Linked DNA regions of Mus musculus: regions 1, 2 and 3 are each linked to region 4. A link is a loop called in an ENCODE intact Hi-C map of the cell type or tissue named here. Cell type or tissue: gastrocnemius. All regions are shown on one strand. Links, peaks and the distances in the headings refer to the core of each region. The heading gives the core; the rest is flanking DNA. Region 1 has its middle 16 kb from the start of Izumo2. Region 2 holds the start of Zfp473 (zinc finger protein 473). Region 3 overlaps Myh14 (myosin, heavy polypeptide 14). Region 4 overlaps Nup62 (nucleoporin 62).

Region 1 (7,705 bases), core at 2,453-4,952, 100 kb after region 4:
GGCCACACATCAGCCATGTTGGATGTGGGGTTCCAAATGGGAACATGGGGAACGCATTCAAATCATAGCTGATGTGGAAAGGGTTAAATGAGTGCTAGGGAAAGGCCGGTCTCAGACTGGAGGCCATGTGGGCAGAGAACAGTGGGTAAATAGACAAACCTGGGAAAGCCTGCTGCATTTGAAGTGGAGTTTGGGTGAGATGCTTTCTGGGTGAGTGTCCAATTGCTAGGACATAAATCTAGATCAGGAGGTGGTGACCTTGCCACCATGAAGAGTGATCCTATCCCCAACATGAACCTATGGGGCCAGAGAGATGTTCAATTCCCAACACCCACATCAGATGGCTCACAACCACCCAGAACTCCAGTTTCAGGGGATGGAAACCCTCTTCCGACCTCCATAGCACCCCACACACATACACACACATAAATAAGAATTGCTTTTAAAAATACAGACCTAGCCAGTAAAGAGGCAGTGCTGAGGAACAAAGCACTGACAGAAACTTCAGACGCCGGCGTCTGCCTGCTCCTGAAGGCAGACTTCCTATATTAGCCAGTAATTCCCTTTCGTAAAGAAGCTCTTGGCTTGGTAGGAAGTCTCTATTTAATAAGCCATTGAAAAATGAACAGGGTGTAGTGGCACACACCTGCAATGCCCCAGCACTTTTGGTAGTAGAGACAGGAGAATCCAGAGTTCAAGGTCAGGGCAGAGGAGATGACTCTGGGTGAAGCTGTTGCCTTGGAAACAAGGATCCTGAGAATCTGACTTTGAAGAATACTTCCCCCAACGAGGGGCCCGAGAGAAGAAAGATTACATCCCTAACTGGGAATACTGTGAGAAATGTGTAGCACAGGGAGCAGACGGAAGTCTAACCAGCAGTGATGTAGACAGCTGACATTCCGCACTGAGCCCCAGTGCTGCAGACAGCAACCAGGAGTGGACTGAAGAGGTTAGAATGTCTCCATGCTGTGGTTACAGCAAAATAAAGCTACATCTGTTCAAAAGCTACGGGTGAAGAATATAGAAAATGTGGAAGCACGTGACACTGGTGGGGAATCGATGGAGGGTCTCCACGTGGAGGTGAGGAAGGGGCTTTCCCACCTGGCAGTTACACTTCATGGCAAGCGGGCATACACAGTACAGAGGAGCAGGAAGACACACACTCGGGAGAAACTGAGTCTCTAAGCTATGCAGATAGAAGAGATTGGTGCTTTCATGTTTCTGACCATGTTTTTATAATGAGCATAAGTTACCTGACCAAAAAATTTCATGCATACATAAAGATGCCAAACATCACTGCCAAAAACTCAAGCAGCTACTGTCCCCCTTTTGGATGGGAAAATGTCACAGGCTGCTCTGTTGGCAGGGAAGCCTGGCTTCAGCTGTCCCAGTGGGACAGTGAAGGGACGAGGTAACACATGAGGTCCGTTTTCCTCAATCTTGGACCCCACCCAATCTCAACTAGTTATTGGTTCATGGTATTTCCTGTCTGCTTAGGAACCTGGGTGCTTTGGCAAAGGGAGCCAACTAGAGTCTTCTTTGGGACTTACATATGTGGTTGCTAGGTAGAACATCTCTGAGCAGGTGGTAACCATGTGAACTGCCGCAAGTTCTCAGGGCTGAAGGGATGGCTCGGCAGTTAGGAGCATATACTTACTGTTCTTGCAGAGGACCCGACTGCAGTTCCCAGCACTCATGTCGGGGTGGCTCCCAACCATCTGTAACTCCAGCCCCAGGGCATCCAGTGCCCTGTTTTGCCTTTCTTGAGTATCTGCACCCTTGGGCACATTACCATACATAGACACACACATACATATAATAAAAAATAAAAACCTTAAAAAAAATAAAACTTTGTACCATGTTGTGGTGGTGCACACTTTTCATTCCAGCTTAGCAGGCAGAGGCAGGCGAGTCTCTGTGAGTTCGAGGCCAGCCTAGTCTACAGAGTGAGTTCCAGGACAGCCAGAACTACACAATGAAACCCTGTATTGAAAAGCAAAAAATAAAAAACAAAAATAAACTTTAAAAAACTTTGCTTAAGGGGGCTGGAGAGATGGCTCAGTAGTTAAGAGCACCGACTGCTCTTCCAGAGGTCCTGAGTTCAGTTCCCAGCAACCACATGGTGGCTCACAACCATCTGTAATGTGATCCGACACCCTCTTCTGGTGTGTGTGAAGACAGCTACAGGGTACTCATAATAAATAAATAAATCTTTTTAAAAAATGCTTAAGCTATTTTGATTCTGTATATGAAAGAGTCCAGGCAAATTCATTATGGCAACAATAGTGATCATTATTGCTGACCCAGTACATACCATGTATTAATATCACCACATGCAATGGACTGTTCTAACCTTGTTCAGGGTACTGAGTGATTTAACTACCAAATGGCCACCTAGATTGTCAGAGAACTGCTGGAGCCAGAGACACTAGGCATGGAGGTCAGCAGGGAGGAAGGGGGCTTGAGATGAGGGTGGGCCCAGGGGGAGTTCTCTTCAGAGAGAGAGGATGCAGGCCTCAAGGACCAGCCATTAAAATGGGAAGAAGAGGGAGAGTGAGATGGATCCCTGGGTAAAGACACTTGTCACTATGCCTAGCTCCCTGGGACCCACATGATAGAAAGAGAATGGACTCTCAGAGGTTGTCTTCTGACAGCCACGCAAAACACCACAACATATGCACGCCCACAATATGGACACACACATGTACACGTGCACAAACACAGATAAGTTCAGTTGAAAAGAAATATGTACAGCAAAGGACCAGTTATTTTTTTTATGACACATTTAATATGCTCACATAAGAAATACCAAAGAATGAAGGTTGACTTCTCTGGAGTTGGGACATGGTGCTGAGCATAATTAGTAGCATGAACATAGCATTAGTAGCATTTAATTTTGCTGGGAGTGGCTTCTTTTATGAAACACGGGGGTTATACATCATTATCTACAAGGCAAGTGTGAAACCTAAATTACAGATCCAAATTTGCTTATTTTATAAAAGAAGGGAAGAGAAATGAGATTTTACTTGGTGTGTAATGGGATCCGCGTGAGACAGAAATGGAGACAGGAAGGACCTGTGAGCATGCCACTGCTATACCAGATTTGTCCCCTTAGCTGTCCAGTTATTATTTTTAAAAGGGAGAGAAAGACAGGCCGGGCAGGGAGTCTGCAAGCCTGCGCAGAAAGCCCTGAGCTATGAACGCCCACGGAGGGCAGGGAGTTAGATGGTTACAGGTCCAGGAGGGGTACGGTGACACATGCTTGTGATCCTGGCAATGGGACACTGAGACAGGAAATTCAAGGCTTCGCGGCCACCTGGAGCTACAGAGCAAGGCACTGTCCCAAACACAGGTAAGAAAGGGGACCAGCCTTCCCAGGAAGGCTGGGCGGGCTCCCCCACCCCCACCCCCGTGCCAGAAGCTTCTGGAATTTTGATTCATGGTACAGCTCCTTCTGGCCAGGCTCCACGCAGCCCCAACTCTTTCATAGTGAAGTCCACCTACCACATCCTTGAAGGTCACCAAGTGTGCAACGATGGAGAAGATAAACCAGTATCTAACCAGCAGCACATCGGAAGAGTCTTTCCCCGCTGCTTTTCTGCCCTCTGCTGGGAGGCCTATAGAAGGTACTTTTTTTTTTTTTTTTTTCTATTTCTTTTTCTTCTTTTCCTTTTGGAAATGGCCTCACAATATAGCCGTGGCTGGCTAGATTCAAAGTGATCTTCCTGCCTCTGCCCTTCAGCACTGGCATTAAAGGTGTGCACCACCATGCCTGGCTCTACCTCTTCTTGGCACTCACTGTCTGGAAACTCTCACAGTCGCTACGTGAATGGGTGAGGTGCTAATCCACCCTTAGCTGAGCTGTGGAGCATTGCACACGACAGCTGCATGACACACACATGCTATCAAGCCTCTGTCGGTGTGCAAGATACACGAGGAAGTCCAGTGTTCCCCAGGATCCAGTCTCTGATGCCACCCCAAGATCCTGCCCCAGGGATGAGGCTCAGGGATGAACACAAATATCCTACTCCACTTACTGGGTGACATGAAGTCTGCTAGACTTTGTCCTGAGGTCTCATCTCAGAGCATGCTGCCCCTGCCCTCCCAACTCCCCACAGTTCCCAGCAGTAAAAGTTCCCCCTCACTGTGGCTCTTCCCTAAGGAGTGGAGGGTAAAAGAATCTCACAGCATACATGGAAGACAGTATTCACTGGGGTGGGGGGGTCACCTCGGCCAAGGGAGCCCAAACTCACTTGTATTGGTTCTAAAGCTGACCTGGTGTACAGGGTCTGGAGTATTCACAGACTCGCTGTACATAACTTGAGATTACTTTGAAATGCAGGTCCTCCTTTCCTTCGCCTTCCAAGTGCAAGAATTACATGCTTGCGCCAGACACCCTATTTACACAGAGAAGGCACTGGGCCCAGAGTTTCCTGCATGCTATGGTGCACTCTACCATCCAGCCCCAGAGTGAGTTTCCTGCATGCTATGGTGCACTCTACCATCCAGCCCCAGAGTGAGTTTCCTGCATGCTATGGTGCACTCTACTATCCAGCCCCAGAGTGAGTTTCCTGCATGCTATGGTGCACTCTACCATCCAGCCCCAGAGTTTCCTGCATGCTATGGTGCACTCTACCATCCAGCCTTTTTGTGGGTTCTGGGAGTGGAACTCAGATCCTCAAGCTTGCAAGGCAAGGACTCCACTGACTGAGCCATTTCCCTAGCCTGACCTTGAACCGACCTTTCTTAGCCAACTCCCATGCGCTGCGATTCCAGGTGGACACCAGCTCTCTCAGCTTATTCCAGGCTGGGGATAGAACCTAGAGTTTTGTGCATGGGAGGCGATCTTTCTATCAATAATACATTTTATTGGGATAAATGTAAGGGTGTTTGGGGTTTCCCTCTTTTCTTTTCTTTTCTTTTTTCTTTTTTCTTTTCTTTTCTCTTCTCTTCTCTTCTCTTCTTTTCTTTTGTTTTTTTTCTTTTCTTTTCTTTCTTCTTCCCTTCTGCAATTTTCCCACTGAACTCTGCCATTACCCTTACTTCATGGGAATTTCCCAGGGACATGAACAATGGATAATTAAATTGTGCTGAAATTATAACGTGATGAGGACTTCTAGGGAACACAGTCTGGGAAGGGGAGACAGACAGTTATTAAAGAATTACACCATGGCAATTATCACAGCTTTGGTGCAGACATCCCAGGGGGATTCCTGTGGGAACCCAGGGAGGCAGCTGACAACTTCCCTGGGCTGGGTGAGAGTGAGAGAAGGCTGGCAGCCAGAGAATCTAAGGGGCTTTTACAGCCTGGCTAGGCAAGGTATGCATGCCTGCAATCTCAGCACACAGCAGGCTCAGGCAGGGGGATGGCTGAGAGTTGGAGGCCAGTGTCAATTACATAGTGATTTTGAAGTCAGCCTAGGCTTTATAGTGAGCTCCAGGCTAGTGTGTGTTACAAAGTGAGTTCCAGACCAGCCTAGCCTAAAGTACTGGACTCTACAAAACCAGGCATTAGAGATCCAATGCAGAAGTTAAGGGCACTGTACCGCTGGTGAAGAGGACTCCAAGTTCAAATCCTAGTACCCACACTGGTCGGCTCACAACTCTAAACCTTCAACACCACAGGGTCTGTCACAGTCTTCTGACCTTTGAAGACACCTGCTCCCTGGTTGGGATCAGAAGTCTAGCCCTGTTCTCTCTTTGGCTCAGCCATTGGCTGATCAGCTTTTATTGACAAGTCAGAGAATAAGTGGGGAGCAGTGTTTACACAACTTGCAGGCAGGAGAGTCTTAGGATAAGCATTACAAGGCCATGTACAAGGAAATCGGTGTTTGAATAATACAAGGATAACCTTGACACAGGGCACGATAACAATATGACTACAATACTGCACATATGGCCTGGTTCCAAGAGGCCAAGAAGGGAGAAAAATTTTTTTTTACAAAGCTGCAAAGCAAGGTCCGCAGTGATCTATTATGAATCTTAAACACAGACCCATCTCCCCTGATTTCGAATAATGTCGTTCTTCTCCCTTGGTTGACTGAAGTATTGTATTTGGCAGTACAAGGACTGCCAGTTTTCAATACTGCCGCCACCTCTCCTACGCTAATCTGTACAACTTCCTCCTTGACCATTTCCTGTTGTGCCATCCTTCTCTCTTTTTTTTTTCTTCTCTGTTCTAAGGGCTTCTATAGTAAACCATTCAAATCTCAGAGTCATGAGAACGGTGGGTTTTTGTTGTTTTATACCCATGCATAATGAGTACATAGGCCAAGGAGAACAGTCCAGCCCGCCCTGGGTGACACTAGACTGAACAGAACAGGCTGTCCGAGCAGTGTCTGGCCGTGCATTGCTCCATTTTGTAAAGTAGTTGGTTTGGCTTGAGTTACTCCATTTTCAGCACAACTGGCACAACACGTGCTTGTATCTAGAAGCAAATAGCTTCTATCTGTCAGCACAGGAGCCACCGGTTGTTTATCTAAGACAGTTAAGAAATCAATCCACACCGGGCTGTGTTGGCATGAGCCTTTAATTCCAGCATTCAGGAGGCAGAGGCAGGTGGATCTATAAGTTCGAGGCCAGCCTGGTCTACAGAGAGAGTTCCAGGACAGCCAGGGCTACACAGAAAAACCCCGTCTCCAAAAACAAACAGCCACTCAAAACAAACCAAAACCAAAACCAAACCACATCTGTAGCTAAGTTGGTAGAGTGCTTGTCTGGCTCACAGAAAGCCGTGGGTTCGATACCAGCACTGCATAAACTGGGTGTGGGGTGCATGCTTGTCGTCCCAGCACTTGGGAAGTGGAGGAAGGAAGGAAGATCAGGCGTTCAAGGTTATCCTCTACTACATATTGAGTTTGAAGAGAGACTGGGCTACAGAAGACCCTTCTCAGCAAAGAAACTCATGAAAGTTATGAACCCCAAGCCTAAGATGCTGCCAAGCTCCTGGAGTAACTCAAGACAGTCAGAGTGGCAGCCAGTCAGGAGATGACAAGGCGGGGGACATTGGTTCCCATGTTTCTGCAGTCTATCTGTTGTCAAGGAGACCCAGTGACGCCCCCCCCCCCCCAGCTTGAAACTCCCACCTACCGCCACCGTCCTGCGGGACGCATGCGCAGGCTGCAGTCCGGACTTAGGTAGAAGCCCACGGTCCAGTCTACACGTTCAACTGGGACTCTGCAATGACAAGCTGGGCTGAAGCTTTAGCAAATTGGAAATTGGTGTTGGCACACACATGTTTTTCCAGCCTTTAAGAAAACTGCACGGGATGACGAACTCCACGGTCACAGACACTCGCGCAAGAGCGGAGACCTTTGGGAAAAAGTTTCCAGCGCCAAAAAGCCCTGAACTATGTCAACTCCTTCCCTCAACCTTTTCTTGTTTGCTTGTTTTGTTTTGTTTTTTGTTTTTTTGTTTTTGTTTTTTTGTTTTTTTGAGACAGGGTTTCTCTGTGTAGCCCTGGCTGTCCTGGAACTCACTCTGTAGACCAGGCTGGCCTTGAACTTTTAAAAAAAGATTATTTATTTATTTATTTATTTATTATATGTAAATACACTGTAGCTGTCTTCAGACACACCAGAAGAGGGCATCAGATCTCATTACAGATGGTTGTGAGCCACCATGTGGTTGCTGGGATTTGAACTCAGGACCTCCGGGAGGGCAGTCAGTGCTCTTACCCGCTGAGCCATCTCACCGGCCCCTCCCT
Region 2 (7,705 bases), core at 2,010-4,509, 80 kb after region 4:
TCCTCACAGGCTCCGCCCAACACCTTCCCAGCAAAACAGAGGAAGTGGGTGCTCCCCCCACTCCCGCCCCCGAACCCCAGCCTTGGTCGGCCTCCGCCTTCCTCAGGCAGTGACGTCACAGGCTGCCGGGCGAGCGGCTCCTCATCACTGTACTTGTGAAAAAGCCGTGGGCGCCGGGGTTTCTCACGGCCCGGACTCTCACTCCGATCCGGAGCAGAAACTTGGACTCACCTTTACAGTTGCCCCGCAGAAACTTCCGGGGAGGGAGGGTGAAGGAGGGGCTGCGCGCGCATCCCCCACCGGCCGTGCGACAGCAGCGAGCAGACGCGGCCTATTTCCTCTAATACAGGGCATCCGGACAAGCTGTGCCCTGCTGGAAACTCCATTTCCCAGAAGCCTGAGCGACACGCCTGATTAGTCCATCCCCCTAATTGCTCACCGTTATTCGGCCTTCTCTGGGGCGGGCTTTTCCTTCTACTGCGCATGTCTGACGTCAATCTTGATGAAATACGTGACAGCCACCAATCAAAGGTCCTGTTGTCATTTTTAAACTCTCCTTGCTTCTGTGCTCTCTCTGTAATCTCAGTTTTGCCTTCAAACTGTATCTATGGCAACCCGCTGTCACCTCCAAATGGAATTTTCGGGGTGTAGAAGGTGAAAGTAGTCCTATAACAGGGTAGTGGGCCATCCAACCTTGGTGTCACTTAGCCATGAATCTGTTTCCTCTCTACTTCCTAGAGGGCTCAGTGGGTGGAGACCACAGGTGGTGGGTCCTGGAATTTGGCGCGGAGTTACCTGGGTGGGATAAATTTGAGGAGAAGTTTCTGGAACCGGAACTTCCTCGGAGGAATTTCCCCCTGTACTCTGAGGGAGCCCTCCTCATGAGGAGTTGGGTTTTCTTGGGATCCTGGAAAGCATATGTTCTTTGGGTTGCCAGCCATGCTGAGGTACGGAGACACGGAGCCATGCCGAGGTACGGAGACTAAGCCCAGGCGCCCATGGCCTTAGTCCTCTGTGGCCGGGGTGGGAGGCCCTGACAGAATGCTGAACCCTTGAGTGCTCACAGCCGGGCGTAGGCCCGGCTCTTAAGCGGGGGTTTCCTCTCGCGACCAATACCTACAATAATGGCCCAGAGACATCTATTGCTTCAGTTTCGGGGTATCAAACCCCCTCTTGGGCTTCTAAAGGCACTTAGGTGTACACACATAGCACTTTGAAGCAGTCATAAACAAATTTAAAAGGAAAGATTATTTGTATCTATTATTTGAGCATCTCAAATATATACTGTTATGTTCTATTTAAAAAGCCAGGGAAGCCAGGGATATGTTTGGTAGGGCGAGGTATGGTGCTGGGGAAGGGGGTGCCTCTGCGGGCCCATGCTGAGGCATCCCTTCCCCTTGAGGTACCAACCACAGTGGGTATAGTGTAGAATAGAGTTTATTTAGGGCATGGGGAGGGGAGTTGAGAGGTAGTAGAGACAGAGAAAGGTAGGGAGAGGGAGTAGAGGCCGGCCATGAACACGTGTAGAGAGAGGGGAATAGGGCAAGAAGGGACAGAGAAGGAAGAGAGTGTGGGGACTGAGGGGCAAGCAGCCCCTTTTATAGTGAGTCAGGCATACCTGGCTTTTGCCAGGTAACTGTGGAGTGGAGTGTAGAAGAAATGCTAACATTCCTTTGTTTTGGTTTAATTTTAAAAAAGGAAAAATTAGAAAGAGGCAACGGTGAAGCAAAAAATAGGGTCATCATGATCTTTAGCTAACTTTCTGTTGTTATTGGGGCAGTGTGTCTCTGGGAAACCTAAGAAGATGGGGGTGGGGATGTTGGTGAAGTCTTAGGAGAATTGGCTGTGTCCTTGCTGCTCAGGGTCTGTGGAACCAACTGTGGATAGATCAGAAGGAGCAGGTCCAGTAGAAGTATCTGTGGCTGTAAGAGAAAATTGGAGCATCTATGGGTTGTTTCTCTGGAGCTGTCTTATGTGTAGATTTTGAGTAAACGCTTGGATTTGGCAAGATGCTGAAACACACACACACACACACAGGAGGTAGAGAATAAAGTTAAGTACGTTTGGGAGAAAAAAAATTAGGTCTTTGGGGTAAGAGGAGTCCCAATCCCAGGAACAGGAGAGCAATCTCACCCTCTGGAATAGGTAGCCAGTGAGAACGTAGGCTATTGCTTGGCAGGTGTACTTACCTGGATGGAGACTATTTAGTCCATAAGAAGTAGATTGGAGTGGGTTTCCTGTAGTTTGTAAGTTTATAAAAGAGATAAATTTGTTAACAGCATGAATAGTCTTTAAGATGAGCTTAAGGAGGACAAAAACTTTTCATGGAGCAGAAGGAGCAAGAAGGGATTTTTTTTTTCTGTCTAGGATACTGAATGTGTACGTACATATATTTCTACATATGTATATATATATATATATATATATATATATATATATATGTATATATATATATTTACATATGTATATATATAGTAAAATGAGAAACAACCTTAAGTCCATTGTTAAAAGACAACCAAGGAAACTTGTATTTGAACTTGTGAATATGAAAGTGGATCATATAGTGGAATGTCTTTTATTAGGGTTAGGCTGGTTTACAAGAACTCCACTGGTTAATGTTAGGACAATGGCATAGCAAGGAGAGGAAATCTGAAGCGTTTAGTCACTGGAGAGCGAGTTTAGATAAGGAAGTAGCAGAAGGTTACACCTGTGAAAGGTTACATAGGAACTTGTGTATCGTTATCATGAAGTCTGCGAGCAAGGCAGACCTGTCTGACTTTGGTAAGAGATCTGGTAGTCTTAGCTAGTTAACAAATTGACTAATGAGCTAATATAGTTGTGGATTACCTTAGAGTAAGGAGTTAAGTCTGTTTTCTAGCCATCAAGCTTAGCTGTCAAATCTGGGAAGAATAAATTATAATCTAGGTGTCATGTATTAATTAAAATGACAGAGGTTGGTCTATAGTCCAAAAAGTTTCCAGGTCCCTGTGGTCTCCATGGCAACTTGGGCAGAGTCGGTCTGTCAGGCCCAGAAGATGAAAAACTTTTTCCTGCAGAGTAAATACGTTTGAAATGAGAAATGACCAACCTTGACTTAAGCATTATAAGACATTTGACTCTCAGGGTATCTTGTTTGTCCACAGTATAGACCAGGCCCTGGCAGGGGACAAGGCAATGGATTGGTGCTTCTCAGTGGTTGTCATATCACAATCCAGCAGTCTTGTCACTGTGTCCATTATCTTCTCGGAGACCTTGGGGAGTCACTATTAGGCTTTGGAAGTCTCTGTCTGTCATAAACTTAAACGTTATTATATTTAGCAGATTTCTGTATTTAAGGCAGTGATCTTTAACCTTTTACTGTTTAGAAATCTCAGCCTTAGCGCCATCTTCCTTGAAACTATTGCGCCATGAGTGGCAGAAAAAGCAAAGCGCTAGAGAGGAAAGATGAGGCAGCAGTTCAAGTATCTTAGAACAGCAGAGACAGGCATCCAGATGAATCTGAGCGGAACAGTGCAGCTCGCTTGGCGGCCTGTGGTGGCCGCTGTGGCCGAGCAAAGTCCCTGCAAGAAGGGCGGGATGGATGGCTGTGGGAAGGCGGAGCGGTTGCGGCAAGTGAGTGGGGCGGGGGCGAGAGCTAGGGCCTGAAGAGGTGTTCTAGTCTAGCGACTCTGCTCAGGCCGTGCAAAAGAGCTTGCACACGTGCCACGAAGCACTGAATAGCGGAGCTGACTTGAGGCAGGGGGTAAGAGAGAGCTGAGGATAATTAGGCAGCCGATGTGGGGCAGCTCAGCAGAGCAGAGAGTGTGAGAGTGAGATGTGGGCGGGGTGCAGGTGGGCACTTTTCTCGGGGCTGGGAACTGGTAGTAAGAGAATGCGGGAGGAGGGAAATTGCCTATGGATCTCTAGCGAGAGCTTTTTTCACAGTGCCAGTTAAGGGGCTATGCAGAGATACTGCTGCTTAATGAATACAGAGACCAAGTTTGGCCTGTGAATTAGACCGGGAGGCATCCAGGGATGCGGTGCTAACACAAGCAGGCATCCAAGTCTTAGTTTACCGGGTCATCATGTGGAAGCTAGTGGTTGAGTGGGCCCCGGGCCCACGGGAGAACAGTTTACCTATGTTTAGGATTTTTTTTTTCAGCAGCGACAAAAAACTGCTTCCAAGACAGAGAGAGGGTTACCCAAGGATTAGAGGTCCTATAACAAAGGGCCCGCGAGAAGACTAGTCATAAAGACTGAATGTCTTTGTCCTCAAGGACACGACAGGGTGGCTGCGAGCTCAACAGCTCTCTCTTGGGACAGACAGATGTTTACACGTACCAGTGGGGGGAGGAAGCTCCCAGTTCTCCGAAGGTTGGGTAGATTGGTCTAGTGAGCGATCCGGTGGTTGCCCATGTGGCAGTGGGAGATGTGAACCTCTGAGTTTCTAAATCCGAGTCTCGGGCACCAATGCTGTGATTTATAAAAAAGAAAGGGAAGCCAGGGATATGTTTGGTAGGGTGAGGTATGGTGTGGGGGGAGGGGGTGCCTCTGTGGGCCCATGCTGAGGCTCCCTTCCCCATGAGTTACCAGCCACAAGGCAGGTACAGTATAGAATAGAGTTTATTTAGGGCATGGGGAGAGGAATTGAGGGGGTAGTAGAGACAGAGAAAGAGAGAGAGAGTAGAGAGTAAGTAGATGAGTAGAGGCCCACCCATAGAGATAGGGGCAGGGGAATGGGGGAGAATGGACAAACAGTAAGAGTGAGGAGGGGGTAAGCAGCCCCTTTTATAGTGAGTCAGACACACTTGGCTGTTGCCAGGTAACTATGGGGTGGAGCCTAAAAGAAATGTTGACATATACAATGTATCTTGTTCATATCCACCTCTCACTTTCCACTACCAAAAGGTGTGGCCCAGTATGGCCCCAAACTGGCTATTTGGCCTTTACCTATTCAGCATGACCAGTGTAGTTTATGTATATAACCCAGGCAGATCCTCCCATGTGCAAATTTATCTTAACATCTAGTTTATAATACCCAGTACAATGTACATGCTATGCAAATAACTATTATACTAAAAATAGTAGCACCTGTATATGTTGGAAACATACAGAATTTATGTTTTCTTTTATGTACATTGGTGATTTGACTACATGTATGTCTGTGTGAGGGTGTCAGGAGTCCCTGGAACCAGAGTTACGGACAGTTGTAAGCTGCCATGTGGGTGATGGGAGTTGAACCCCAGGTCCTCTGGAATAGCAGCCAGTGTTCTTAACTACTGAGCCTCCAGCCTCGAAAGATAACAGGATTTTTAAAAACCATAAAAACCATTTTTTAAATGAGTTTGACTGGATCTGTGAATGGAGAACCCATAAACATACATTGTTTTTGTTACTGTGGGTCATGGCTTAAGGAAAATATAGGTAGTGTAGAAACAGCAGTTGTCCAGGTAGAATGAAGAGATTAATTCACCTGCTCTAAATTCTACAGGATATAATCAAAACTCCCAGCAACATTGTTTGAACCCATTCATCTAGATACTGCTTCTGCCAATAATTTTTTACTTTTTTTCAATTTGGGTTTTTGTTTTTTGAAATTGATTTGTATGAGTGTTTTGTTTGCGCATATGTATGTGTACCAAATGTATGCCTAACACCCACAAAGGTCAGAAGAGGGCATTCAATTTCCTAGATGGATGTGAGGCACCCCATGGGTGCTGGAAACCAAATCCCAGTCCTCTGAAAGAGCCACAGTGTTCTTAACCAATAAGATGTCTTTCTAGCCTGGTCTTTGATAGATTTGGTGACAAAGATAGAGGCCAGATTAGATCAGATTAAAAGTAGGTAAAGCTAGGTTTATTAGGAGAAAGCTCTTGAGTGGGTTCACAGATCTCACAGGTAGAGGTCAGTGAAGTCACATATCCAGGTTAAAGCAATGGGGGTTTATAGAGCTTAGACCATGTGCCAGCTTGGAGCTGGGATTGTGTTCATATATGGCCAAAATGGGTGGGCACTTATTGGTGGGTTAGTAGAAACAGGGGTGGGGGTTGGGGTGGTGGGCAAGGGGTGATGATGTGTTAGCCCAGAGTTTTCTCTGAAGGATGGGAGAGTTTTCTCTTGTAGGCAGGGTTGAGGGAAGGAGGGCAGATGGGGTCTCAGCTTGTGCTGGGAATGAGCAGGGGTTCCAGCCTGTCTTGAATTTAGGTCTGCCCGCCTTACTTCTCAAGTGCATTAGGGTGAATGTCCAACCCACCTTTTCATTGTTAAAACACAGTCTTGTTATGTATTCCTGGGTGGTTTTAACCTAGAAGTCTTTCTGCCTCAGTTTCCTAGAGTTGGGAAGGTGTGAGACCCCGACTTAGAGCATTTCTCCCTGGAAGGTAAAGCCCCTGGCTGTTCCCCAAGCTTGTTTTCCCTGATCTCTAAAAATACAGCCAGAAAGAAGCTCTTTGTTCTCTATAGCCAGCAAAAAGCCTTTTTGTTTCTGAGCCTTACAGCCAGAAATGTGATAACTGTAATTTTACCATGGACACTGGGCAGAGAAGAACTCTCCTCCCAACTCCTCCCAATTCCTCCGCTAGGGGTTAAAAGCCCCCTACTGTTACTACTCAGGGTCGAACTCCCCTGCCCTGCACAGCCTGAGGAGTTCATCCTCAGCAAGCTGATAATAAAACCTCTTGCAGTTTGCATCAGGTGTGGTTGTCTCTCGGGTCATTGGGGTGCTGGCCAGCTCATCCCGGGACTTGAGCAGAGGCCCAACATCGGGGGTCTTACATAGGCATGAACTACGATGGTTAGCTTTGCCCTGTACATCAGCACTGTGCTGCTGCTGCCTGGACAGGAAGCAGGATTGAAGGGTCTGAGGAGCGCTTCCTTGCCAGATCCCAGGATATATACGTGTGTGTGTGTGTGTGTGTGTGTGTGTGTGTGTGTGTGTGTGTGTAATGGTTGTGAGGTTGGTTTGCAGGTTCTGAAGCTTGATGGAATTTTAGGGATGGGATAATCTCAGTAAATACAATTGTCATTTGATCCCTACAGCAAGCTCATGTTGGGACTTGTCCTGCTACTTGTGATATTTTGGAGACACATTCAGCATGAACAGGAAGTCAGCCATAGAAGGATGGAAGACTTTCTGCAGCTCTGCTAGCGGGGACCATGGAGAGGAAGGAGGACGACCTTAAAGGAGGTTGCTGGAATCAGCCAGCTGTGGCTGAGGTACGTTGACGTCTCTTTGAACTGAATCACTCCTAAAGGAAAACCAGCGTTCCTTTGGTTTGGGCTCTCTGTGACTCACAAGTCGTCTTTTGCGGGTGGGAGGATGGCTTAAGATAGGATCTCACTTTGTAGCTCAGGATGGCCTTGAATTCAGACTTTATATTTCAGTCTCTTAGTTTACAGGAAATAACTGGGGCAGAGGGACAGCCAGATGGCACCCAAAGTAACCAAGTGTCACTTCCTGAATGTAAGGCCTCTCAGTTCCTTTGACTGAGAATGGTGCTCATGTGGTCTCATGTTAGCGGACTCCACCATGACAGATGCTAACCCTTTGCAACAGTAAACCCAGTTAAATGTTTTCTTTTGTAGGTTGTCTTGGTAATGGTATTTTATCACAGCAATAGAAAAGGAACTTAGAGAGCATAGAAGAGTGGAGTGCAGTCAGACTAGATGCCTGTTTGCCATATAATCCAGATGCAGGGCAGAGACCTTAAATTTGCTTTTATAAACA
Region 3 (7,705 bases), core at 1,889-4,388, 170 kb after region 4:
GCTATGCCAGAGGTTGTGCCCTCTCTTGTCTCCTCATTTTTTTTTCTTTTTAAGATTTATTTATTTTATATATGTGAGTACTATTGTTGTCTTCAGACACATCAGAACAGGGCATCCGATCCCATTACAGATGGTTGTGAGCCATCATGTGGTTGCTGGAATTGAACTCAGGGCCTCTGGAAGAGCAGTCAGTGTTCTCAACTGTTGAGCCATATCTCTAGCCCTCCTCTCTTTTTTAGACAAGACCTTGCTATGTAGCCCAGACTAGTCTGGAACTCCCAGCACCCTACTACCTCAGGCTCCTAAGTGCTAGAATAATAGCAAGCGAGCCACCGTGTCTGACTTTGTAGCTCCTTATTCCTCTTCCTTCTGCCCACAGCTTTTATTTATTTATTTATTATTAATATTATTATTATTATTTTGGTTTTTTGAGACAGGGTATAGCCCTCTGTATAGCCCTGGCTGTCCTGGAACTCACTTTGTAGACCAGGCTGGCCTCAAACCCAGAAATCCGCCTGCCTCTGCATCCCAAGTGCTGGGATTAAAGGCATGAGCCACCACTGCCCGGCTGTCCACAGCTTTTTATGTCCCTCCTGACTCCTATGTTGGTCCCCTGACACCCTGGTTCCAACTCTGTGGCTTCTGGCAGCATGTGTGTCTCCAGGTGCTGGCTCTGCCATCTTCTCCAGCACCTTCTCCAGCCTGCCTGCTCCAGGCCCACCCAGCCCAGCCCTCAGTGACAGACCTCAGGTACTGTCATGACACAGCTGACCCTAGCACTCCCTCTGTCCACAGCTGACCTCCTTCTGGAGCCCTGTTCCCATTATCGCTTCCTGACCAATGGGCCCTCATCGTCCCCGGGCCAGGAGCGTGAGTTATTCCAGGAGACCCTGGAGTCCCTGCGTGTGCTGGGCCTCCTCCCAGAAGAGATCACTGGTGAGTGAGCCTGGGCCACTCCTACCTGGGAATGGGGTTGTCTTTGAGAGTGAGTGTTTGAGTGTGAGTGTGCAAGTGTGTGTGAGCTGTGCCCATGAATGTGTTGCAGTGTGAGTGCAAGTATGTGCGTGTAAGAGTGTGAGTGAGTGTGTGTGTCAGGAGATGGCTTGTAGATGCTTTGTTGGTTCTGAGGATTAAACTCAGGCCATCTTGTATGTGTACATAAGCACAATTACTGACTGAGCCATCTTTTCGTCTTCAATTGAACTGATCCACCTCCCAGCCTACTGTCTAAGTATTTCTTGATACTGCTGTATATAAAAGGCTGGAGCTCTTCTGGGGAGGAGGTGGGCAGATCTCCCCTCCTCACCTCACGGACACTACAGACGTGAGATCAACCAGCCACATAAGTGATAGGAACCTGGTCAGAGTATGGGGAGTGGGGGTGGGTGCAGTGCAGGGAACCAGAGGGGTTGGAGTTGGAGTACAGCTCCACACAGGAGGCCAGACGAGGGTACCTGGGAGAAAAGGTGCTTGGATAGAGGCCTGGGGTGAGGACAGTAGGAAGAGCATTCTGGGGTGGCTGTGCAAAGGCCCTGGGGCAGGGGAAGTGTGTGTTGGAGAACTTGACGCTTCAGGAGTGAGTTGGGTCTTCTTTGAACTTCATTTGACATTTTATATTGCGATAGTAAGAAGAGCTCTTGGGGACAAACAGGACAGGAAGTGATGGCTTAACAGTGACGTGTGTCAGGTTGGCAAGGGCTGGCGTGTTCTGGTCAGTTTCTATTATCAACCCAGGAAGAGGGATGTCAGCTGAAGTCTTGTGTGTCAGATTGGCCTGTGTGCATGTCTGTAGGGGATCGTCTTGTTGATAATTAATGTCGGAGGACCCAGTCCATTGTGGGTGGTGCCACTCCTAGGTAGGTGTTTCGAGCTGGAGAGCAAAGCATTAAGCAGCATTTATCTATGGTTTTTGTTCCTTTTCCTGTTTGAGTTTCTGCCCTCACCTCAGTGATGAACTGAGCCCTGGAAGTGTGTGCCAAGTAAACCCTTTCTCCCGCTAAGGTGCTTTTGGTTAGAAGGTCTCACCACAGCAGCAGAAAGCAAAGTAGATCAGAAACTGAGACAGGGCCACTTGCTGCCCATAAACTCCCTATGTCACCAAGGATCACTTGAATTCCTAATTCTCCTGCCTCCGTTCCTACCTCCTGAGTGCTGGCGTGACAGGTGTGCACCATGCCTGGTTTATGTGGTGTTGGGGATGGAACCTAGAACCTCACGCATTGCTAGTCAGGTTCTCCACCAACTGAACTACATTTACAATCCTTTCGATTATGATGATGGTGATGGTGATGATTTTGTTTGTTTTAGAAAGAGTCTCATACTGGAGCCCAGACTGGCCAGGATCTGGCTGTGTAGCTAAGGAAAGCCCCAAGCTTATAGCAGTTTTCCTTTCTCAGCCTCCAGAGTATGACGATGGCAAGCACTGGCCCCTTTACCCAGCTGGACCACAGCATCTTTTGAGAGGTTTTGGTATCTTCCTTTTTGGGTGCACTGGGCTCTCAGACAGAGACCTCTAGGTGTATGTGCATCAGCTGGGCTCCACCTCACAATTTGATTCTCCTCGGGAGCTCATGTTGCCTTCAGGGCTCAATCTAGAGTGCTGAGCACCTCAATGTACCTCAGTGTACCCACTCATGGCCACACCTACAGCCATGGCTAGATTTCTTAACTATGGTTTTGTAATTCCCCGGACTGCTAGTCTTTCCCACCAGGCAACTAGCAATACAGAACCTGGCCATGATCATCAGCCCAGCCTCTTGATACCAGATGGCCCATGGTACCCTCCTATTGGGAGCCTGTGTGTACCGGGTTCAGTACTCAATTTTCAGAGTTTGAATGTGCTTTCAGCCTGATTTTTGGGCCACCACAACTTCAGCTACACTAACACCTTCCAGAGAGGACCATGTGTGGTCATCTTCATCCCAAGACTCCAGAGCCTGGCTCTAGACTTTCAGTGTCCACCCATACACATTTAACTTAACTCATTAATTTATTTTGGTGCTGAGATGTGACTGATGGGCAGGTGCACTATCACTGAGCAGCGAACTCAGCCCTTCACTGGGAGATTCCAAGCATACCCTAAAACAGCCATACCCTAACACACCTTGGTTGGTTTTGGCTGCAGAGGACCTACCTCGCCACCATCCACAAGGTGGCGCCAGTTCTCCACTTCTTAGCTCTGGGCTTGCGTGCCCTCCATCTAAGAAGTTTTGTATATTTTTGTTGGAGTGGCAGGCAGATGGGATCATGTGACAGCCTCCTTGTGCTCCACTTGTATGGTCTAGAGCCCAACATCTTTGCATAGACTCTGTTTCATATCAAAGATGAGACAAAAGGTCAGGAAGTCTTGCCTGGGTCCCATCTCCCCTCAGGAGATGGCAGAGAGGTGGTGGACCCCATAACCCTCAGCCAGAAATGCAGATGGACGTGCCCGAAGGCAGCCTGGGGCAGACAGCATTTGGGACCCAACAAGAGAGGACCTCTGTGTGTCTGTCACCTCACTTTGTATCTTTCTCTGCTAACCCTTGGTACTGTGAATGCCAGGCTGGGAAGCTGAACAGTTAGCAGGCACAGGGAACCTGAGAGTCTCTCCTATGAGTAAGAATCTTGAACTCATGAGCCAGGCGTGGTGGCGTGCACCTTTAATACCAGCACTCAGGAGGCAGAGGCAGGCGGATTTCTGAGTTCGAGGCCAGCCTGGTCTACAAAGTGAGTTCCAGGACAGCCCCAGCTATACAGAGAAACCCTGTCTCGAAAAAACAAAAACAAAAAAACCAACCAAACAAACAAACAAAACAAACAAACAAACAAAAAAAAAAGAATCTTGAACTCATGACAGTCCTCTTGCCTCAGCCTTCCAATTTTTGGAACTACAGATATGAACCACTGTACTCAGCTGCATTTCATTTTGGAGGCGGCCCCTGGAGTTGATCACAGGGTCAACTCAGGGTCAGAGTGACCACACACTGACTATAAATTATTCTGTTGTATTTATTTTTACCCACAATGGATGGGGCAACCACAAAGACCCACAGCTGCGCTTCCGCCACAGAGGTGAACTCAGGCCCCGTTTTCTGCAGACCTGGCTGTCACCCCCAGGTTAGCTGAGCTTGGTGCCCAACCCTGCTCCGCCTGATCCCAATGGCACCCCATTTTTGCCAGTTGTACAGACGGATCTCCCAGCCTTGGTCCTGGGAGGCCCCCAGAGTGTCAGCTGCCTAACACAGGCCTTTCCAGCACTCATTGAGCAGCAGTGATCTCTGTCTCGCGCTCTTAGCACTCCAGGCCTCAGCTCCGGGACCCAGGATCTTGTCTGAAGTGGCTCCTGTCAGCTGCAGAGCTCTCAGCGTTCCTGAAACTCCTGTCTCTGCCCTACCCCTCACTCTAAGAGTGTCAAATGAGAGACCAGTGAGTCCAGCCCCTTCCCACTGCCCCCGCTGGGGAAGCTAAGGACCAGACTGAGACTCAGCAATTTTTTTTTTTTTTTTACGTCTTTGATTTATTTATCGTATTTGTATGGATGGTTTGCCTGCATGTGTGTGCCCAAGGATGCCAGTTCGCCTGGAATTGTGAGTCACCATGTGGGTAGTGAAATTTGAACCCTGGTCCCCTATAAGGGTGGCAGCCAGTCCTCTTAGCCACTGAGCCATCTCTCCAGCCTCCATTCAGCAAATTCTATCTCTGAATACCGGGCTTATGTTTAAATATCTGGGGTTTTTGTTGTTGTTGTTGTTGTTGTTTTCTTCTTTTCCACATTTATTTCTTTAGCACTAACATATGCATGCATATGTACTTGGAGGTGGGGACAGCTTTGGGAAGTTGTTTCTCTCCTTCTACACTGCAGGTGCTGGAAAATGAGCTCACGCACTCAGGCTTGGTGGCAAGCCCCTTCTCCAGCCGAACCATGTCACCTACCTTGGATTGCTTTTTGTTGTTGAGACAGAGTCTGTTGTCCAGGCTGGTCTTGAACAACAATCCTCCTGCTTCCATCTCCTGATTGCTGGGATGATAAGCGTGCACCGTCACAGTGACTGAGTGTGTACTTGTGCGAGGGTGCTTGTGCGTGTGCACACAAGTGTGATCCCAGTTCCTCTTGCTGTGCTGTGTGCAGGTCTTTACATGTTCCCGTTTACTGTGTGGCTGACAGGAAAGCTCGCATAACTTCAGCTGGAACCCTACCTCTGCCAGCTTATGGAATGAGTGATCCTGAGTTTGTGAGTTACCTGCCTCAGTTTCTCCATCTGTCACCTTGGGATCATAGGTAGCTGGGTCCACCTCCTGGAGCTGTAGCTGAAGGTCAGGTGCTTGGATTGGATGTGGTACAGGGAAAAGAAAAATACTCTGTGTCTGTTGACTGCGTAAACATCGGAGACGGAGCGGCCGGGGTGGGAACAGTGCACGCGGTGTTGCTCCTTAACGGTGCCATGGAGACAACAGACACAAACACAGCTGCCACAGCCTGTCGTTGACCCCTGCGCTCAGAGGACAGAATGTCTCAAGTTTTGGTAGAACTCTGAGTTAAACCAGCTGCAGGGGCTGAGAGATGGCTCAGCCCTTAGGATCACTGGCTGCCCTTTCAGAAGGCTCAGGTTTGATACCCAGCATCCACATGGTGGCTCACAACCATCTGTAACTCCAGTCCCAGGGGCTCTGCCTCTGTGGGAATTGTGTGCACATGATGCACAGATAATCTATACAACATAAATTAAAAATAAAGGAAAAAATAGCAACAGTTTCCCAGGTCACACAGTGTTTACCCCCCTCCACATAGAAAACACTCCCGTGATAAGTAGTGACACGGATGGTGATAGTCCCTAGACACAGGCTGAGCTGCTCCTCCACAGTGCCCCGGGTGTCCTCAAGGGGGCAGCACAACCTCTGTTCTTTAAGCCCCTGGCATTCTTTTTTTTTTGGTCTGTCTCACACAATAGGTAATAAGAAATCAAATTTAACAGTCTACACAGTGATCCAAAGTTCATAGTTGTAAGTAATCAACCTTAATTGCATGATTTACAACAGTTGAGGGTTTTTGCTTTCTATTTTCAAGTTTTACAAAAAGTGTTCGTGTGTGGGCACAGTAAAAGCGAGCGAAGAGACCGCAGACATTTGCATGTTAAAATCACCCAGGAGTCATTTCTTACCCTCTTTTTTGATTTTTTACCCCTTTGTTAGATGTAAAAATAACAAAAAAATTCTCTCAGGAAACAGAAACCACAATATTATAATACATCAACTTGGCAGCTGCCCCTGTATGTTATGAAAAAGTCATTTTTTTTCTCTACATGTACAAATTATCTTAATACTTGAAGTTTTACCCTTAGACTTATGGAATAGAAAATTTTCTGGAGCACAAAAGTTGACTTGAGGGGTGGAAAAAGGAGGCTTTTTATTTTTATTTTTTTAATGTTTTTAAAAGAATGAACATTTTTGCACCCAGAGAAAAAAATTGGTATATATATATATATATATATATATATATATATGTATGTATATATATGTGTATGTGTGTATGCATGTATATATGTGTGTGTGTGTGTGTGTGTGTATAATTTTATGTAACATTAACCCCTTTTGTCCTCTGGTTTTAGAAATGTTCTTTTTTTTAAAAAAATTCTTTCATAAAGTGAGGAAATAAGCAAAAACGTCAGCTATTAATATTACATATTTTCATTAATTAAAAAAAAATTAACAAACCCTATCGGAGGGGCAAGGCAGGAGCATATGGTTGGCTTCAGACCTCAGATGCCTCCCAGTGCGCACTTGAACCACACACACAAGGGGAAAAAGAGCTGGGGTAACCAGCCATAGCAAAAATATGTTCTTTTCTATCTGTCATCCCTCAGGTTCATCTGGCATGTTTGCTTTAAACCATAAATGGCTATTGCACAGTTCTTACATGTCCCAAGGAAAATAAATGGGTCTTTTAGGCTAAGAAAGATTTTTAAAAAATTGTTTTCAGTACAAAAAGTCTTGTTTAGAGAAAATAATCTTTTGCTCCCAAAATACTACAGGGTGTCGCTCGTGTGTGTTTAGTGTACTTGTGAGAGGTTTGAATTCAAGTCTGCATTATCGCTGCTCAGTCCCAGGGCCGTGGCGAGGCACTTGCCCCGCGGAGGTTTGCCGTGCCTGGATTGCTGGCGACCTGTGAACGCATTGAATTCTGGGCTGGGCTGGCAAAATGCCCTCGTTCCATGGGGTTGGCAGCCTGGGCAGCTGCCAGTCCAGGATGTGGGGAACTGGTCTGTGGAGAAACATGGTGTGAAGAAGGCTGAGGCTGCATCCTCGGAGATGGGCTAGAATGGGGGGTGGGGTAGGGCTGAGACTGTGGTCGGAGAAGGGACAGGCTCCGGAGAGCGCACTTCATTGGAGAGGATTTGTTGACTTTGCCGGTGTGGGAACTGTGCCTGATTTGGGAGTATATGCTGCTCTGGACTCAGGGTTTGGACTGAGCAGGAGACCCCATCTGTTGTTGAAGAAGTTGCTGCTGATAGGCCTGTAGACTGGCTCCTGCCTCAGCCCCTAGAGCCTGGGGAAGCTGACCCATTTGTCCCATATTTCCTTGCTGCATTCGAGGATGCCACCGCCGCCGCTGCTGGGATGGATAGCCAGTTTCTTGGGGATGCTGAAGCTTGTTGTGGTTGGCCATTCCAGGGCCAATTCCTGGCCCTGCTCCTTGCGGTTGCATCATCTGACATCTTAAGATGTC
Region 4 (7,705 bases), core at 2,303-4,802:
AACCCTCCGGTGCCGGTGCCAGAAGCAGAGAAGGAAAAGCCAGTGGCAGGTGTGGTGGTCGCAGTCTTTGCGGTCCCAAATGTAAAGCCGCCAGCAGGAGCCCCGGTGCCTCCAAAGTTAAATCCACTCATGGTTGTGGAATCTTCAGGTGGCAGCTACTTCGACTCTGGGGCAAATCCGTCAGCGTCTGCAACCTTGGGGAGGTTTCTAGAGCAGAGGAAGTGACATGGTCAGATGGCAGTTTGGGACAGGCAAGCTCAGTGGTGTGGAGGGTAGTGGGGCTGGATGCAGAGCTGGCAGCAGCCCTGCTGTTTCCTTTGCTAACCTGACCAATTCCAGTAAACCAATGGGAGTTGAGTGCTCCTGGGCACGCGCAGCTCCGAGGCAGTTCACAAGAAGGCACTCTAATGAGATAGAACCAGGACAGAAGGTTGGGCATGAGAGCCCAGTGCTTAGGGATAAGTAGAGACCCAGGCCAGCTAATCAGATATTACTTGGGGTTTTCCTCTAGGTGAAAATCAGTAGTGGTTGGGAGGGACAAAGGGAAAAGAGACCAAGCACTCCATAAGCCAAGAGCAGCCATAGTCCATCCCATTAAGAACACTAGACTTCTAGAAGTTTTGACTGAAGCCACTCCAGGCAGAGATGTCCAGGTACTTTCCCCATAGCTTATATGGTGAGGAAGGTGACAGGGAGCACTGCATCATCTTCCCAGGACCACAAGCTAGCAGGTGGTGAGACAGGAGTAAGTTCAGTGGACCTGATGGAGTCACCGGGCACTTTCCCTATACTGGTGTGGAACAATGAGACCAAGATGCAAAGCTGACTAGCCCACACAGTACTCCATGTGGAAAGAGAATGTATCAGAATGTACCCTTCAGAGCAGTATAACCCTCTATTTGGACTTCTTGAGGTGATGGGGTGGGATGATGCATCCCTTCTGTGGGGTGCACTGCCGATAGGCTCATTCCATAGTGAAGAAGCAATACTGGTGGGCTTCCTCACTGTATACCCCCTGTGTATAGGTAGTCCTTGTGTCTTTTCAGTTATTATCTACATTATCTTTTGAGATGGAGTCATTCACTGGGACCTGTAACTCACCAACTAAGCTAGACAGGCTGGCTGACCAGAAAGCCCCGGGAACACACCGACTACACCTCTCCTGCATCAAGATTATGGCATTGGCCACTATGTCCAGATTTTTCATGTGCGTGCTGGGGACTTCATGCTTGTATGGTAAGTACTTTATTGACTAAGCTATCTCCCCAGCTACTGATATTCTATTCTTTGGCACAGGGTCTCAGTATGAAGCTCATGCAGGCTTCGTTCACCCTTGCAATCTTTTTTGTACCAATCTTTCAAACATAGGTATCACAACCACAGGTTGTCACACCCTCTCATGTCTGCTGTTCTGAGGCCTTAAGCTTGTGACAACCAGAAGAAATAAACACTGATATGGAATATAGCAGATATGACCCTGTCCTTCCTTCAATATTAACAAGAACGTTAGCCTCTCTGAGCTCAGCCCTTGCCCCAGCAAAGGGTGCTTGCTGAAATGAGGACATGATTTGGGGTACTCCCTGTCCCTTTGGCATTTTCAGGGTTAAGAAGGTGGTTTGCAGGGTAATGCCAATACTCAGCTGTGAATTTCCTAAGACCAGGGTGTGGCTAACCTCAGATTTACTATGAATTTAGTTTGTGTCCCCCGCTCAATGAGTCACTGGGCTGTGACGAGAGCCACACATCAGTAGTCCAGAGGCTTCTGGGCAGCAGGCTCTGTTCCACTGTGGGGACAACACCAAGTCCTGGCCCTAGATACCCTGGGAAAGATGAGTCTGTGGACAATACACAGAAGGGTGATGGGTCTTAGGAGGGAACAAAGTCAGATTCCATTTTCCTTCGCTGAAGGCAGCTAAGGCTTGCTCTGACCTCTGGCCTTGCCTTTCTTACTTATGTGAGTCTGCAAGCTCACAGCGCCTGTTTCCCAATGTCTTCTATGAAGAATCATCAATGGCCCAACCGAGAAGCCAAGTGCCTGGTGTCCTCCCTCTCCCCATACTGTGCCAGCCTCTTCAGACCTGTTTTCTCTGGCCACCTCCTTCCTGTGGTCTAGCAATGTTAAGCTTACAAGAACTTCAGGGGAAAATTATTTCAATCTCAAAAGGTCACAGTAGGTCCACTGAAGCCCTGTTCAGCACTCAGACAACTCTGGCATGATAGAGACTTCCTCACTGGTGAGCACTTTAACTGGATAAGTTAGCTGCTCAATCATCCAATCAGCTACACTTCATACCTCAATTTTTAGTACTCAGTGGAAAACTTTTGCTATTAATAAATTGGAGCTGAGAATTCTTAAAAAAAAAAAAAAATCAAGCTTCCATGATATCAAGGGATGTTGTGATGATACCCACTGTGGAAAGTCACCAACTCAGATGACAGTTGAGGACCTGTGGCAGTGCAGCTCTAGGCCATGAAACTATCCAGCCACCCAGAGTTGGGGACGGAGAGTCTGGAGATAAGAGTCCTGCCAAACACTGAGGAGACTATGCTGGCATAGCCACAACCACCATGCCAACAACCCAGACTTAAAAAAAAAAAAGTTCTCATCATATAGCCTAGAACTACATACACTGTACACTAGCTCAGAAGACTATCTGCCTGTCCCCTGCCTCTCCAGTGTACCACTACACTGTGGTGGCTCAGACTCTTTGCTGAAACAGCCACAGGGGACTGACAAGTAGGGAGCTAAATGCAGAAGAAGCTGGAGGCAAGGAGCTGGGAGTAAGGTTGGTGATGAACTAAGTCAGAAGCTTTAACTGAACTCTGGGACAGAGATAACCACAAGGCAGGATCTGATCCAGCAAATAAGTGATGACTCCCTAAGCCTGGGAGCTCTTCAGCTGTAGACCAGGTTAGCTATAGCCCTTCTATCTTCACCACAGGAGAGGCACCTAGGAGAGCCTATGGGTGAGAAAGCAGACAGTAACAGGCTTGCAACATGGCATGTGGGCTAGACATCCACACTGAGGCCACATGCCATGGACACAGGAGTCACCCAGGCTGTGATGTCCTTCCATCCATCTCTTGGTTAGTTTTCTCAGCCGCACCTTGCTCCTGCCTCCCTACTGCTGGGATTTCTGATGTGAGAGCCTGGACAGTAGTAGAAAGTCCTTCCTACTTCTTGATCATCCATGTGCCCTGGTCACAGCCAGCCTGCCAATACCTCAGCACTCTGTCACCACTGGACTACTTTTCACATCGAACACCACCCTGAGCTAGAGATGACTACAAGGCAGAGAATCACCAAGTGGCAGAGTGCAAACAAATTCCACTTGGACATCATCCACATAAAAGCTGAGCACCTGCTGTGGTACTAGCACTGCTGAGCTCAATAAAGCAACAGATATAACCAGCATATTTTAGGACACTGGGGAAAAACAAAGGTAGGGTGTGTCTTATGTGGCTAAAGGGCTTGACAGACATAAAATGGACTTAAGATGGAGATGGCTCTGGATGATCCACTTGGACCCAAGGCCCCTTTCTGGCTTGTGACCTCTTCTGTATCCTCACTGGTTTTGTCCCTAGTATACAGTCAACGGCCACCAGGTGGTGCTATGACAATGCAGAACCAGGGAAGGATTGGGTATCAGCTAGCTCTGAGGGAACCTTCTGGTGTGAGGTAGTTGTTTTAAGAACTCCACAAGATGAACATGGTAACACATGCTCGTAACTGCAGCACTCAGAAGGCTGAATAGGAGGTTCAAGGACTGTCAGCTACACGATGAACTTGAGACCAGCCTCACTATATGATCTGTCTTAAACAAAACAAAATAGGGCACTTGCTCTTCTGCTTTTGTGAGTGGGCTGCTAACCACGGAGACAAAATTAAAGTCTGTAGAAAAGGGGCTGCTGTAGGATGGAAGACCACCGGAGAGGCAAGAGGAAGAGAAGGCAGAGCAAGAAAGAAAGGGGGGAACCTGATTCCTGGGAAGCTCAGCCACACCCCAACCCCTCCCCCCCACAGTGCCACAGCAGCTTCTCTCATGGAAGAAACCCCTCTAGCTCTTAGGGAACAAATCAGGTCCACACTTCCTCCAGTGCAAAGCAAACAAGGTTGGTTTGAGTTCTGGAAGTGGGGAAGGAGAGCTACTACTTCCTTTGTTTCATCACTCCCTAGCAGCAGGCACATAGTGGTCACCATATTTCTTTGCCCCATATGTCAAAGGAAAGAATAGCTAAGAGAATCCAAAAGTGAATTGTATTAAAGAACTAAATAAATCCTGGTGGCATGTTTCTCCCTACCCACCTTAATGTTCTGGGTTCCTGAATGAAAGACACACACAACCTTTATATTTTGATTTGCTTTAATCAGCTTAATGGCTGGGCCACTTCCTAACCTCCATGTGGCTAATCCACTCCCCTACCACTCCTCGCTGATAACTCAATGACTTATCTGAAGTAAAATAGTAAGAGGAAGAAGACAACGTTTGAAGCAGGGATAGTCTCTCCCTTGGTAGAGGAAGGGCATGAGCCTTTCAAAGACACTGACTAAATCCTGCCCCTGTGTGTCTGATGACTGTACCTGCAGGTTCTCAGCCTTCTCCCTCCTACCTCCAGTGATTTCTTTACCTCAGAAATCAGCCCACAGCTAATTAGCAATTACATCCTTTCTTACTCCCTAGGGCCTCCACCAGCTCAGGTGACAAACAGGTAACACCTGCAAAAACCTAACCAGCTCATCTTCAACTGGGAGCCTACAGCACAGAGGGTTAAAGAAAGGGTTTTTGAGGTAGAGTCTTGCAGTGGGCTAGGATGATGAACTTGGCACAACATCCATGTAGCTCAAGTAGGGTTCTAAGATGTACGTACCTTTTTGAGACAGAATATTGCTACATGACACAGTGGCTCGAGCTAAAGTCACAAGCATTATATCCCCTCCAACAGAGTTGGGAAGCCAGTTGTTTCCAGGGGCATGTATGTGGAGGAAGCTACTCCCATGTTAGCTCCCAAGGACCAGCATCTGCACTCTTCTGCGTTAGTTATCAGCGTCTCAGATATATATCCTCACCCACCAGAGGAGGCGCCAGAACTTCCACACCCACTATACCAAAACAACATTAATAAACATGAGCTGCCATTCAGCACCCACCTCAGTAAGCAGAACATACCCGTGTGGCCGACAAAAACAGCAAGGCACAAGCTCAGCCTACAGCATTCAATGTTAAACGTGATAAAGGCATTGACCCACCAAGTCTGTCTCTTGCAATCAAAGTACTTCAGACCTCAGATGCCACCCAGTAGGGAAGGTTTTCCCAAGCAAAATAAACCAACTCCTCCAGCTAACTACCTGTTCTTTAGTGCCAACAGAGGCAGACACAAGTGAATTACACAGGACAATACACCAGACAACATCAAGCTCTGCTTATGATAGTACCAGAAGCCCCAGGAGGTAGTGTCAGGCTTCCCCAAGAGATTGTTAGGGAAGGGTCCAGGGAATCTACTAGAGGCCCATTGTTAAGGACATATGGAGAAGCTACCTACTCAGGGTGGGAAGGGGTGGTGGCCTCAGGTCACAGTATCATTTTAAGAAAGGACTGCTCCTTGGGGAGGCTTATCACCACCATCGTCCAGAAAATCCAAGCTGGATCACAAAGAGGCTCCACTACACACCCATTAGGGTGGCCAGAGAAGAGATGAATTGGTGCTGTAGGGTGTGGCAGCCACTGGAAGTGCCTAGGCACTTTCCAGGCAGCAAATCTGGAAGTGCCTAGAAGTCAGTTTCTTTCAATGAAGAGCCCAGACCCCAGTACCCCACCCCAGAACGGTAACACCAGCCCAAATAGGATAAAAACATCCCAACCAATGACCATCAGTTCATCAAAAACAATGAAGGGCCAAACAAACATCCATCCATGGACTGTCAGTCAGCCTCAAAAAGATAAGGAAGGGGGGCTGGTGAGATGGCTCAGTGGGTAAGAGCACCCGACTGCTCTTCCGAAGGTCAGGAGTTCAAATCCCAGCAACCACATGGTGGCTCACAACCATCTGTAACAAGATCTGACTCCCTCTTCTGGAGTGTCTGAAGACAGCTACAGTGTACTTACATTAATAAAATAAATAAATAAATAAAAAAAAAAAAAAAAAAAAGATAAGGAAGCCTGTCTTAGTGATATACACATGTAATTCCAGCACTTAGGAGGCAGGAGGATCAAAAAGTCTGAGGCCAGCTTCTTTCTTTCTTTCTTCCTTCCTTCCTTCCTTTCTTTTTTTTTTTCCCCCAAGACAGGGTTTCTCTATAGCCCTGGCTGTCCTGGAACTCACTCTGTAGACCAGGCTGGCCTCGAACTTAGAAATCCACCTGCCTCTGCCTCCCAAGTGCCACCACTGCCCGGCTTAAGACCCTGTTTCGAAATAAGTAAGTGGGGCTGGAGAGATGGCTCAGCGGTTAAGAGCTGTGACTGCTCTTCCAGAGGACCTGAGTTCAATTCTCAGCAACCACATGGCAGCTCACAACCATTTATAATATGACCTGGTGCCCTCTTCTGGCCTTCAGGCTTATACGCAGAGAGAACATGGTATACAAGATAAACCCTTTTAAAAAAGAAAAAGAAAAGAATTTAAAAAGGGAGGAGTGGGAACATCCTCTTGGGAGACGGGGGTGGGGGTTGGGGGTGAGTGGGTGGAGAAGGAATGGGATGAGGAACTGTAGAGGGTGGTAATGACTGGACTGTTAGAGCAGAGGCAGCACATCACCACACAGCTCTGTACAAACACCAAACACCACTGCTGGGCAGGCCAGGCTCTTCTGATTGAACACCAGGAGGCACCAGTGTGTCCAGAGGACACACTGTCACCGTGCACTTTTTTGGCCCTTCTCTTGAGGGCAAGGCTCACCTAGGCTATATGATATGGTTTCTGTGGGGAACAGAGGTGATAGCAGGCTGTGGCCTCCCTTGCTCTCTTCCTGCAGTTCTGCAAGAACCAGTGCCTTGCACACCAAGAGGACCCTATCACTGAACTAAGCCATACCCTCAGGCCCTTTAAAATTTTTATTTTTGACCCAGAGTTTCAAAGTTGTCAGGGCCTCTAAGTCACTCCAGCTGGCAGTGAACTTCCAAACCTTGTCTCCATCTCCAAATGCCAGGGTTATAAGCCTGTGCCACTAGTCTAGGCACCTTATCTGCTTGATTATCTCCTAGCAAATGAGGTAGAAACTTGCTATCGTTCCACTGAAGTCAAGAGAACTTCAGTAGCTGTCTGCTGAACCTCTCCTACAAGGCATTCTTCCCCCCACTTCCACTCCACCCACCAGAAGATACCTCTAGCCTCTCAATCCTAGTTTCAGAAGACATCCCAATCACTCCCATGTCCTACTTAGGTGTCACTCCCAAATACAACTTAGTAGGAACAGAGAGCATCTCCTGTGCCCAATGGCTATGTTTGTAGCCCTGCTGAGGTGCAGCCAGAGAGAATACAGACTCCAAACCACCCACATTAAAGCTCCAAGGGGCTGGACACAAATTGTTGGGTGTACGAGAATTTTGGTTTCCTTAAAAAAAAACGCAGAAATACTATAAAAAATGTTTTCATTTTAATTCCAGGTGTAGGACACGGGGCTGCTTCAGACTGTCCACAGCAGCTATGATTTGCCCTCATGCTCTAGCAGGGGCTTGATTCTGACAGCTGCAGATTCTGATTGCATGTT

Evidence for each region. Peaks named below come from ENCODE experiments on the same cell type or tissue, not always from the same donor. Only the 100,000 strongest peaks of a DNase experiment are listed, where the experiment ranks them.
Region 1: it touches region 4 in a loop (6-fold over the local background); 18 of 42 quality-filtered maps call a loop at or near these places.
Region 2: a loop joins it to region 4, with 3 times the contacts of the local background. A loop is called at or near these places in 19 of 42 quality-filtered maps.
Region 3: it touches region 4 in a loop (2.0-fold over the local background); 6 of 42 quality-filtered maps call a loop at or near these places.

Annotation. Positions count from the first base shown.
Region 1 is chr7:44,720,381-44,728,085 of GRCm38, reverse strand. No RefSeq gene overlaps it. Among named protein-coding and RNA genes, the nearest start is that of Izumo2, 16 kb to the right of the region's middle. In gastrocnemius, for the core only: a CTCF peak has its summit at 3,597 (motif pointing left); no DNase peak of the experiment used is centred there.
Region 2 is chr7:44,741,178-44,748,882 of GRCm38, reverse strand. Zfp473 (zinc finger protein 473) reads left to right here and starts at 534. Exons shown (of 5, transcript NM_001289836.1): 1 at 534-973; 2 at 7,018-7,194. The coding sequence starts at 7,135. It overlaps Vrk3 (vaccinia related kinase 3), which reads right to left and starts at 254. Exons shown (of 15, transcript NM_133945.1): 1 at 232-254. In gastrocnemius, for the core only: a CTCF peak has its summit at 3,529; a DNase peak (open chromatin) is centred at 3,578; H3K4me3 peaks cover 439 bases; H3K27ac peaks cover 394 bases.
Region 3 is chr7:44,645,662-44,653,366 of GRCm38, reverse strand. It overlaps Myh14 (myosin, heavy polypeptide 14), which reads left to right. Exons shown (of 42, transcript NM_001271540.1): 10 at 796-936. It also overlaps the pseudogene Gm18256. Among named protein-coding and RNA genes, the nearest start is that of 2310016G11Rik, 19 kb to the left of the region's middle. In gastrocnemius, for the core only: a CTCF peak has its summit at 3,143 (motif pointing right); a DNase peak (open chromatin) is centred at 3,152.
Region 4 is chr7:44,820,989-44,828,693 of GRCm38, reverse strand. It overlaps Nup62 (nucleoporin 62), which reads right to left. Exons shown (of 2, transcript NM_053074.2): 2 at 1-207. The coding sequence starts at 131. All of the region lies in intron 1 of Il4i1b (interleukin 4 induced 1B), which reads right to left. Among named protein-coding and RNA genes, the nearest start is that of Il4i1b, 8.5 kb to the right of the region's middle. In gastrocnemius, for the core only: a CTCF peak has its summit at 3,595 (motif pointing right); a DNase peak (open chromatin) is centred at 3,608; H3K27ac peaks cover 505 bases.